Linked DNA regions of Homo sapiens: region 2 is linked to region 1. A link is an interaction called in ENCODE POLR2A ChIA-PET data of the cell type or tissue named here. Cell type or tissue: A673. All regions are shown on one strand. Each heading gives the region's core, and the rest is flanking DNA. Links, peaks and the distances in the headings are about the cores only.

Region 1 (5,376 bases), core at 377-5,376:
TCAGCCTCCCAAGTAGCTGGGACTACAGGTGTACGCCACCACACCCAGCTTATTTTTTATTTTTATTTTTTGTAGAGACAGGGTCTTGATATGTTGCCCAGGTTGGTCTTGAACTCCTGGGCTCAAGCAATCCTCCCGCCTCAGCCTCCCAAAGTGCTAGGATTACAGATGTGAGCCACTGCGCCCAGCTCTGATTTCAAGCTCTTTTACGTGCATTAGCCCATTTCATTTTTGCAGCAGCTGTATGTTGAAACCTTTGCCTACCCGCCCTCTTTGTTTGATGAAGACCCTGGGGTCTAGAGAGGTCAAGTCACACGCTCAGGTCCCACCGGAGTGGCACAGCTGAGTCAGGAACTCTGATGTCCCGACTCCCTGCCCAGGACCTTCACCACACAGCAGCAGCCACAGAGGGCTGTGGCTTACCTTGGCCTCAAGGAGAGGTTACACCCTGGGTTCTCTGGGAAGGAGGGAGGCGGGGAAGCCTGAGGTGGGAGGGGATGCTGAGAGGAGGGTGGAGCCGTGTCCTTGATGTGGTGGCTGGGCCTCCGTCAGGGCTGTCGCCACAGTCCCAGGGTTTGGCTCGAACAGTAACCACCATTTCCGCCAGTGTGGCAATGCCGGGTGGATCTAGGTCCGCCAGCCTTGCCAGGGAACCCAAGCCAGGCGGTCTGGGAAAGGGAGGATGCTCTGCCCAGCCTGGCCTGTGGGTCTTTGCTGCTGGGATGGGGTCATCTTCTGCCTTGTTTCACTTCCATCAGCCAGCCTAGCTCTTAGGTGGCCAGTGACTACACCCTCAGCCCAGCTGGCACCTGACAGAGGAGGAAATGGGCCTCAATCCCAAGTCCTCCTCCAGGGGGAGGATAAAACCTATAATTAATTAAGAACCTACTGGGTGCTGGGCTTCATCCTCTGTGGTTTGAATGAATTAGTTCATTTCATTTTCAAAATAGCTCAGTGAGTCGGGTCTTCTTATACTCATCTTACAGGTAAGAGCGGCAAAACACAAGGCCCACATCCTAGGTGGGTGGAGACAGGATTTTGCCGAAGCTCACAATCTTTCTAGGATACCGCAGCTTTACAGGAGGCCATGGCTATCAGCAGCCAGCCAGCTCTGTCAGAGACCACTGCCACCCCTTGCACCATCCCACTGGGTAGAGCAGAGCCCACCTTCTCCACGCCATGCAGCTGCAAAGGCCCCTGCACCATTTCTACCACTTGGGTCAATTCCCAAATGGGGCTGAGCCCCTTGCTGAGCTGGTAGGGATATAAGAATGGATAAGAAAAAAATAAAATCCTGCAGGAGCTGGATTTAAATTTAAAAAAAAATAGGCCGAGTGTGGTGGCTCACGCCTATAATTCCAGAGCTTTGAGAGGCCAAGGTAGGCAGATTTCTTTTATTTATTTATTTAGTTAGTTATGAGATGGAGCCTCACTATGTTGCCCTGCCTGGTCTCAAACTCCTGGGCTTAAGCGATCTGCCCGCCTCGGTCTCTCAAAGTGCTGGGATTACAGATGTGAGCCAAAGCACCAAGCCCAGCTCAGGTGGATCTCCTGAGCCCAGGAGTTCAAGACCAGCCTGGACAACATGGTGAAACCCTGACTCTACATTTTTTAAAAAAATTAAAAATTAAGTGTTAAAGGGAAGTACAAGTACTGTGCTGAGAAAGGAAGGGTTATTTTCATCTAGGGGTGTAAGAAGAGATAACAAAAAGGAGATGGTGTCTGAGTGGGGCTTGGAAAAATAAGAAAGTGGGTCTCTTTCCCGTAGCAGGAAACAATGTCTTGCCTTTGAGGTGGAGGTGGCAGTTAGGGGATGTTTTCTCTAGCAAAGACCCCAGCTCCTCCATAAGAGCAGGCAGCTTCTTCCAGGCAGAGTGCATTGACTAGAAATCTTTTCTGGAAAATGATAAGAAGGGGCCAGGAGCAGCTGCAGATGACTTAGGGAGTTGGGACTGACAGGCACCTCTTTAGGGCCTGTGGAGATACTGTCACGTAATAGGGATTGCCTGTAGCCAGAAGAGTGGATAACAGGGAGCCTTTGGGAGGGGGACAAGGCCAGAGGCCTCAATGACGGGTAACTAACCTGCTCTGCAAAGGCTCAAACTTCAACTTGGAGAAGAAAGGGTCTGTCCACAGTGCTGGGGCAGCTACAAGCAGTAGGACCAGAGAGAAGCTGGGCAGAACTGGCAACATAATTTGCAGGGCCCAGTGCCAAAGGAAAATCATTCGAAAACTGTTTAGAATTTCGAGAGTGACAGCAGAGCATGAAACCAACCTTGGGAACCCTTGTAAGTGTGGGTCACAGGCACATGAAGCCAGCCCTGAAGTGTGGGCTAGGGAAAGCAAGCAGGGGATAAGGCCACAGGAAGGGCAGCCACAGGAGCCTTCTGACCTAATGGTCTGATCAAAATGAAGAGAACCCATAAACACAGGTGGGTAATCCTGAGACACAGCCAGGGCCACACTCAACCATTCCTAGTTGCACCACTGAGGCCTTTGTAGCTCTCCCAATGACCCAGTCCACCCCAGCCAAACAGCATTCTCCAAGAGTCCAGGTCTCGCCCTATTTGGAGGACAGAGGGCATTTAAATTTCATCTCTCTGTGTTGGGGGAGCTCTAAATGCTGGGAAAAGATGTCATGCCTGGAGACCATCTGGGGAAAAGGCCTCCGGAGCTGTTTCTTTAATTTACAGAACTGACAACTGAGGGTAGGGGCCTTTGGCAAGTACAAAGGGTGATGGCCCAGAAAAGAATCAAAGTATTAATAACGGGCTCGGCTGGCACTGGCCTCCTGTCCCCCGCCCTGGGGTTCATGTGGCAGGGAAGCCTGATGTCTCTGTTTCAACAGTGGGATCAAAACTGGCTTTCAGAGCAACATAAGCCAGGGGTAATTTTTAGCACAGACGTAACTTTCTAGTTCCTTTTTCCTACCCCTCATTTTTCGGTTGCCTTTAAAGAGGCCGCAGAGAACTGAAAAACAAATCCAAGTTTAAAGAGACAAGTGCAAAAATGCAAACTGGGCAAGGGGACAGAGCCGCCAGCTGGACAAAATGTGCCTGGAAAACAGCATCCTCTGCTTGGCAGGTGCCAGGAATTTATGGTTGAGTTTTGCAGACGTTTCATCACATTACAAGCCAGCTCAGGAGACCCTCATAAAACTCTGCTTATATGAAAGAACAAACTAGCTGATAAAAGTCAGCTGTTGCCTATAAACGCACTGTGGGAATTGCAATTGAGTAGCGGATTTATTAGTCTGGGCTCTCTGTGCAAATTAAGAACTGCTCCACACGTTTCAATCAGAAGAGATGAGCCAGAGCAGAAAGGGTTGCTCCCCGCTCACATGATGGCCAGCAGGCCAGGCTGACCCCCACCCCCATCACTTACTCTACTAGAGACCAGAGGGAAGACTCTCACTGAAATTAAGTCACAGAGGAGCTAGTCTCACATTCCCCTATCTCGCCTCCCACAAAAACCCACAAAAACAATCAGTCACTCTCTCCATCCACTGCATTCCCCACACATCCTTCACAATAGCACTTCTCACGAAGAGCTTGCAGATCTGCCTGGCCTACTAAATCATGGACTTCTTTGATTTACCTCTGTATTGCTAATGATGAGTTCTGTGCTGGGCACACTGGGAGGCCTCAGAATGAATGGATATGGATGCGACAGACTCTAAAGCCCCATATACATAAGTTATGACTATCCCACCCCAAACAGCATGGAGGGGCCAGGGGAGCAATGCCGAGGTACCCATTGGACTTGAGGACTGGCAACAAAAAGGGGAAAAGAGGTGCAGTGAGGGAGTTATGAAGGCGTTTCTTCCCCAGAGAAGTGCGGTCTTTGTGGCTAGTCTACCCAGCCATCAATCTCTGTGCTAACTGCTGCCTTTTCTCAGGATGAAGGCTCTTTCTTAAGGAATGACTCTGCAACTGAACTAAGGGTACTTATTAAGGATGCAGATATCTAGCCCCTCCCCACACATACTAGACCAGAATCTCTGGGCTGGGGCCCTACAGTCTCGGAAAAATGACTTTGCTCTACGTGGAAACCAAGAAGGAGCCTTCCAGGAAGGATGGGGAGGAGGACAGTGCCTGGAAGGGGTACCCCTGTCATTCCTTCAGAATCACTGGCTTTCTCCTACCAGGCCCTGGCATCAAAGGCAAAAGTGTAGGACTCTGGTAGACCACGCCAGGATTTGCTCCAACCCTCTTGGCTATGGGGTCAGAAGGAAGGGTAACTGGCAAGGTTGCGGCTGTCCTGGAAGAGGCTTGGATACTTCATGTGCCACGGCCAAGTTGGATGGAGGTAGCTCTGCACTGCAGGATCCATGTCCTGTGCAGGGCTGGGTATCAGAAAACCTCACCCTTGTTACAGCTGAGTAGATGTTAGGCATGCTCTTGCCTTCTGTGGCAGAAAGGCAACAGTGATGTGGGGGAAAGCACCTTTCACCGGAACCAAGCAAGCCCTGGTGCAAATTCTGGCAACATTACTGACAAGCTGTGGGCATTTAGAAAGCTTACCAGGTCTCTGTCTCGGTCTCCTCATCTACCTAATGGAAGTAAGCATACTTGTTTCAATTCTCGTTGAGGGTTTAGAAAGATATTAAAGAGCCTAGCACAGAGCTATACACTTAGTGAGTGACTAATAAAGCTTAAGTGAATTTCAATCCCTTAAATGCTCACAAATGTACCCAAAGCCCTCACTATCTCCTCTCGCTTAAACCTTACAACCCTGTAAGGACATATCATCACTTCCACTATACAGATGAGGAAATAGACTTAGAGGAAATTACTTGCCCAAGATCACACAGCTGGCTAAAGGCTGAGCCTGAGACTTGAACCCAGGTCTAGGTTCCTTCCTTCCCCTCATCCCCAAACCTGCTCCCTGAAATGTGCACTCTTCCTCCCTTCTCATAGGGAAATGGAATTATAAATGATCCAGTGTTTGAGCAGGTTGGGAAGGTACCTGGCTTCTCGTCCCAATTAAAGTCTGGTGTAATACAGTCCCCATAAAGCCCAGGCTCTCCTTGGGCAAGCAGGAGACCTTCTCTTTAGGGCCCAGGCACCCCAGCACCTTGAGACAACACTTACTCTGAGAGAAGAATCTGAAGGTCAGTTTCTAGATGTGGATGGGGAGGGACAGGATAGAGGGAAACCAAAATTCTTCATTTCATCCCAAGACTGTCTTACACTGACAGAGAAAGGGGTTCTGACCCAGCTGAGGGAAAACAGAACAGAACTCACATTGGTGTCTTCATCCATAAGCCAGTGGCATACATAAAGGAGGAGCACCAGAAGTATTCCCAGTGTGGTGACTCTCCCTGAATTCGTTTATCAATTTAGTGATTCTAGTAAAAAATACTGACAATTTATT
Region 2 (5,376 bases), core at 377-5,376, 140 kb before region 1:
AAAAACAAAAAAACAAACAACAACAACAACAACAAAAAGGACATCTTTCACATTTGTCCCTTTTGATCAAGATCTGGCAGATCCAAGAACCTTTAAACTGTAAGTATAGTCTAAAGTTTGCCTTGGTTTGGCTTCCTAGGCTCAAGAGCATCTTAAATCTGAGATTTGTATGTAATCAATGTAGAGAGAAAATGTTTTTGTTTTGGGATTTTTTTTTTTTGAGACAGAGTCTCACTCTGTCGCCTAGGCTGGACTACGGTTGTGCTATCACTGCTCACTGCAGCCAGGACTTCCTAGTCTCAGGGCGCTCCTCCTACCTTAGCTTCCTAAGTAGCTGGGACTACAGGTGCACGCCACCATGCCCAGCTAATTTTTTGTATTTTTAGCAGAGACGGGGTTTTGCCATGTTGCCCAGGCTGGTCTTAAGCTCCCGGGCTCAAGTGATTTGCCTGCCTTGGCCTCCCTAAGGGCTGGGATTACAGGCATGAGCCACTGCACCTAGCCAAAAGTTGTCTTCAAAAGAAAATCTATGACGTGTGGTGACTCACGCCTGTAATCCCAGCCTTTTGGGAGGCTGAGGTAGGAAGAAGACTAGGAGTTTGAGACCAGCCTGGGCAACATAGCAGAACCTTGTCTTTACAAATAATTTTAAAAATTAGGCCAGGTGCAGTGGCTCACACCTGTCATCTTAGCACTTTGGGAGGCTGCGGTGGGCGGATAACAAGGTCAGGAGATCGAGACCATCCTGGCTAACACGGTGGAACCCCGTCTCTACTAAAAATTCAAAAAATCAGCCAGGCATGGTGGCGGGCGCCTGTAGTCCCAGCTACTCAGGAGGCTGAGGCAGGAGAATGGCGTGAACCCAGGAGGCGGAGCTTGCAGTGAGCCGAGATCACGCCACTGCACTCCAGCCTGGGCGACAGAGCGAGACTCCATCTCAAAAAAAAAAAAAAAATTCCAGGGATGGTAGTGTGCTTATAGTCGCAGCTACACAGGAGGCTGAGGCAGGAGGATCACTTGAGCCCAAGAGTGTGAGGCTGCAGTGAACTATAATAGTGCCACTGTACTCTAGCATGGGCAACACAGTGAGACCCAATCTCTAAAAAAAATTGTTTAAGGTTTGGCACAGTGGTTCATGCCTATAATCCCAGCACTTTGGGAGGCTGAGGCAGGAGGATCACTTGAGCTTAGAAGTTCAAGACCAGCCTGGGCAACATAGTGAGAGACCTTGTCTCTACAGAAAAAAAAAAAAAAAAAAAGCCAGGCTGACAGTTGCAGCTGAGGTGGGAGGATTGTTTGAGCCCAAGAGGTCAAGGCTGCAATGAGCTGAGATCACACCACTGCACTCCAGCCTGGGTGACAGAGCAAGACCATGTCTAAAAACAAAAAAAAAAAAAGGAGGGGTGTGTGACCCACTTGTAATCCCAGCACTTTGGGAGGCTGAGGCAGGAGATCACTTAAGCCTAGGAGTTCAAGACCAGCCCTGTCAACACAGGGAGACCCCGTCTCTACAAAAACTTACAAAATTAGCCAGGCGTAGTGGTGTGTGCCTGTTGTCCCAGCTACTTGGGAGGCTGAGGTGCACAGATGACAAGCTCAGGAGATCGAGGCTGCAGTGAGTGGTGCTGTGCCACTGCACTCCAGCCTGGGTGACAAAGAGAGACCCTGTCTCAAAAACATAATAAATTGGCTGGGTGTGGTGGCTCACACTTGTAATCCCAGCACTTTGGGAGGCCGAGGCAGGCGGATCACGAGGTCAGGAGTTCGAGACCAGCCTAGCCAACATGGTGAAACCCTGTCTGTACTAAAAATACAAAAAATTAGCTGGGCGTGGTGGTGTGCACCTGTAATCCCAGCCACTCAGGAGGCTGAGGCACGAGAATCACTTGAACCCAGGAGGCAGAGGTTGCAGTGAGTGGGGATTGCACCACTGCACTCCAGCCTGGGTGACAAAGCAAAAAAAAAAAAAAAAAGAATGTGGCATCTAGAATCAGAGTGACTGGGTCTAAATTCCAGTCCTACCTACCACTGTGACCATAATGTCCCTGTGCCTCAGTTTTCTCATCTGCAAAATGGAACAACCGTTGAAGCCTGTCTTGTTGGGTTGTGAGGATTCAATGAGTTCATGAATGAAGTAGGACAAGTAAAATGCTTAGGACTGTGCCTGGTACATAGAAAGTGCTCAATATTGGCCAGTTTTATTATTGAAGTCTCAGTTTACATGTTCTTTGGCATCCCGTTACTGAATATTTTTCTATTTTTATGAACCAAGATGATGATTTCCAAGTAGCTCTAGCTGTGACTTGGTGAGGTGAGGATTTCCCTAAGCCACCCTCTACTGCAGAAAGTCCCACCTCCTGTGATTTCCTTGAACCCCCTAGTTATGAATTGGGCAGCCTAATGAATCAGTTGTCTTTTCCTTCCTTAACTCTCTGCTAAGCTCTGCAGGCAGGAACAATCCAGCAGGAAGATCACTGAGCCAGGACTGAGGTGATTTCTCATCCCAGGTTTACCACTGACGTGTCATGGGTCTTGAGGTAAACAACTTAATTTATAGGGTCTTATCCACAGTCCACTGCAGTCCTGCTAGTCCCTGGACTGCTCAGTCTGGCATGATGTCCTCCTTTACTACTGACTCCAAATCAAACTATTTTCTAAGGTATACCTCAACTGTCATCTCTTCCACAAGGTGCGGCCCATCTCCAAATTATTTGTTTTTCTTTTTTTTTAAAAGATGAGGTGTCACTATATCACCCAGGCTGGTCTTGAACTCCTGGGCTCAAGTGATCCTCCTGCCTCAGCCTCCCAAGTAGCTGGGACTACAGGCACATACCACCACACCTGGCTATTGCTCCCTTTCTAACTTAGCTGTAAACCAACTGCATAAACTTATGCAACTATTGCTGACTGGATTAATTCACTTTAGAGTAAATGTGAACAACTGTTTTTAGAATTGTTTCCCATTTGATAAATACACTGGAAATTTTACCCAAGAGACCAAATGAAGCTTTACATTCCAAAACTTTAATGTCAATTAAGCAGCCTTTTCACTTGATATAAACTCACATACCCAGGAACACTGTGGGCTCAGAACATTATTTCACAAGCAGGTATTGCTGGCACGTTGTTTGTGTCACGTTTAGATTCCGATTAAATGACATCATTTTGTTCCTCAGATCCTGACATACACAATGAAAGTATTTGAAAGTTACATAACCAGTTGCACTTAATGAGTCATCCTTTGTCAATATTAGAATGAGGGAACCAGGATATGACTAGGAAGAGACTCAAGGGGTAAAATCTGAAGATTCTGTCCCATACCTCTGCAGAATCATGGACCCCCACAGAGGACTTAGGGGAGGGGCTCAGAAGCAAAGGGCTGTTTTGAAAATAGTTTGATTTTGACACAATGATTTGCAGACAAGCCCAGCCACCGTGGAGAAAAGATAGAGAATGAAGAAGTTCCAAATGGCTAAGATGAACATGAACTTCTAAACAGAATGAAAGCTCTAGGATTATGTCCACTTTAAGAAGTCTGCTGGTGATATCTGGCTTTAGAGGCAGGTAATGTCTTTTGACACCCTTTCTTCAAAGAAAGGGGTAAGGGAAAACAAGACCAAAAAAAAAAAAAAACACCTTCTCAGGCCAGGCCTGGTGGCTAACACCTGTAATCCCAGCACTTTGGGAGGCTGAGAGGGGCGGATCACAAGGTCAGGAGTTCGAGACCAGCCTGGCCAATATGGTGAAACCCCATCTCTACTAAAAAAAAATAAAAAATAAAAATTATATATATAAATTAGCCAGGCTTGGTGACAGGTGCCTGTAGTCCCAGCTACTTGGGAGGCTGAGGCAGGAGAATCGCTTGAAACTGGGAGGCGGAGGTTGCAGTGAGCCAAGATGGTGCCACTGCACTCCAGCCTGGGCGACAGAGTGAGACGCCATCTCAAAACAAACAAACCAACAAAAAAACCCACCTTCTCAGATATGTGGCATAAAGAATTTCTTAATCCAGGACGTTATTCCTCTACTAAAATAAAAACTGACTAAACAATTAGGACTTCTTACTGAAAAATGTAGGCAAAGTGGTCATCTATCACAGTGCCCACCAGGATGAAGTTTGTAGCAAAACTCAAGGCTACCACAAAGTAGTGCTACTGCAGCACAGACTGAACAAGGAGATCCTAGAGTAAGATACCAGATTAGTGCTTAAACCCTCAAGAGAAAACCGTCAGTCTGGATCAAGAGAAAAGTTCATCCAAACAAACCTACTTTTCAGACAAGCACATATATATGATCTATGGCACATACCAAAATGAAGAAAATAGCAGTTACAGTGGCCAATGTAGAACACATTCTTCAACTTACCTTTTTTTTTTTTTTCTGAGACAGAGTCTCGCTGTCACCCAGGCTGGAGTGCAGTGGCACAATCTCAGCTCGCTGCAACCTCCACCTCCCGGGTTCAAGCGATTCTCCTGCCTCAGCCTCCCGAGTAGCTGGGATTAAAACAGGCATGTGCCACCACGCCCAGCTAATTTTTGTATTTTTAGTAGAGATGGGGTTTCACCATGTTGGCCAGGTTGGTCTTGAACTCCTGACCTCAGATGATCTGCCCACCTCAGCCTCCGAAAGTGTTGGGATTACAGGCATGAGCCACTGTGCCCATGCCCGGCCCAACTTACGTTTCATCTAATGACCTTATTAAGTGTTCACTTTTCAAAGGATCTTTTAACTTCTTCTGAATGAACATTAGTCAGCTGCCCCTCCCACTAGCCAATCTTTAGCCCTGAGCACACATGGGTATAAAAACAATGGAAAACAATCAAATTTAATAGTATCCTAAGTCTCAACCCAAGAGGAACAATTAGTAGTAACACTGATTGAGCTGCTTCACCACCTTTCCCCACAACCCACCTCCATGTCACCATCTGCTATTCCACTGACTTGGAGGCCAACGATATAACCTGCCCCACAACACTCTAAAACAGCTACCTACTTTTATCTCAAAAGTACTGACAGAAGGCTCCATTAGCAGCAAACAGACCTATGAACACAAGGTCCTCTACGCTAGGAAAGCATTACTCTTTGAAATGGGGCTATATTTACAAATTTTATTTTTTTATCCCAAAAATACATATAAATGAAAACCTGCTCTTCAAATGCAGGGAGGCCTTTGCCTAACATTGTCATATGAAAATCAGTATCAGCTCTTTAACACACAATTTACATATATACATACATACACACTATATGTAAGCAGCAAATACTTTGCTACTTACACATATTCCTCTGGTGGAAAACTAGGACACTGGGAAATTCCCCTGCTTTCCAACCTTGGGAAGGTAAATACAACCTCTCTCAACAACTTTTTAAAGGATG

The links. Peaks named below come from ENCODE experiments on the same cell type or tissue, not always from the same donor. Only the 100,000 strongest peaks of a DNase experiment are listed, where the experiment ranks them.
Region 2: POLR2A ChIA-PET joins it to region 1 with 14 read pairs; 2 of 35 experiments call an interaction of 5 or more read pairs at or near these places.

The regions. Positions count from the first base shown.
Region 1 is chr1:37,673,564-37,678,939 of GRCh38, forward strand. No RefSeq gene overlaps it. Among named protein-coding and RNA genes, the nearest start is that of AIRIM, 14 kb to the right of the region's middle. In A673, for the core only: no CTCF peak of the experiment used is centred there; no DNase peak of the experiment used is centred there.
Region 2 is chr1:37,531,447-37,536,822 of GRCh38, forward strand. SNIP1 (Smad nuclear interacting protein 1) reads right to left here. Exons shown (of 4, transcript NM_024700.4): 4 at 3,003-5,376. It overlaps LOC105378649 (a long non-coding RNA gene), which reads left to right. Exons shown (of 3, transcript XR_947190.3): 1 at 1-99; 2 at 2,441-2,537. Among named protein-coding and RNA genes, the nearest start is that of MEAF6, 19 kb to the left of the region's middle. RefSeq lists an enhancer at 2,220-3,419. In A673, for the core only: no CTCF peak of the experiment used is centred there; a DNase peak (open chromatin) is centred at 3,215.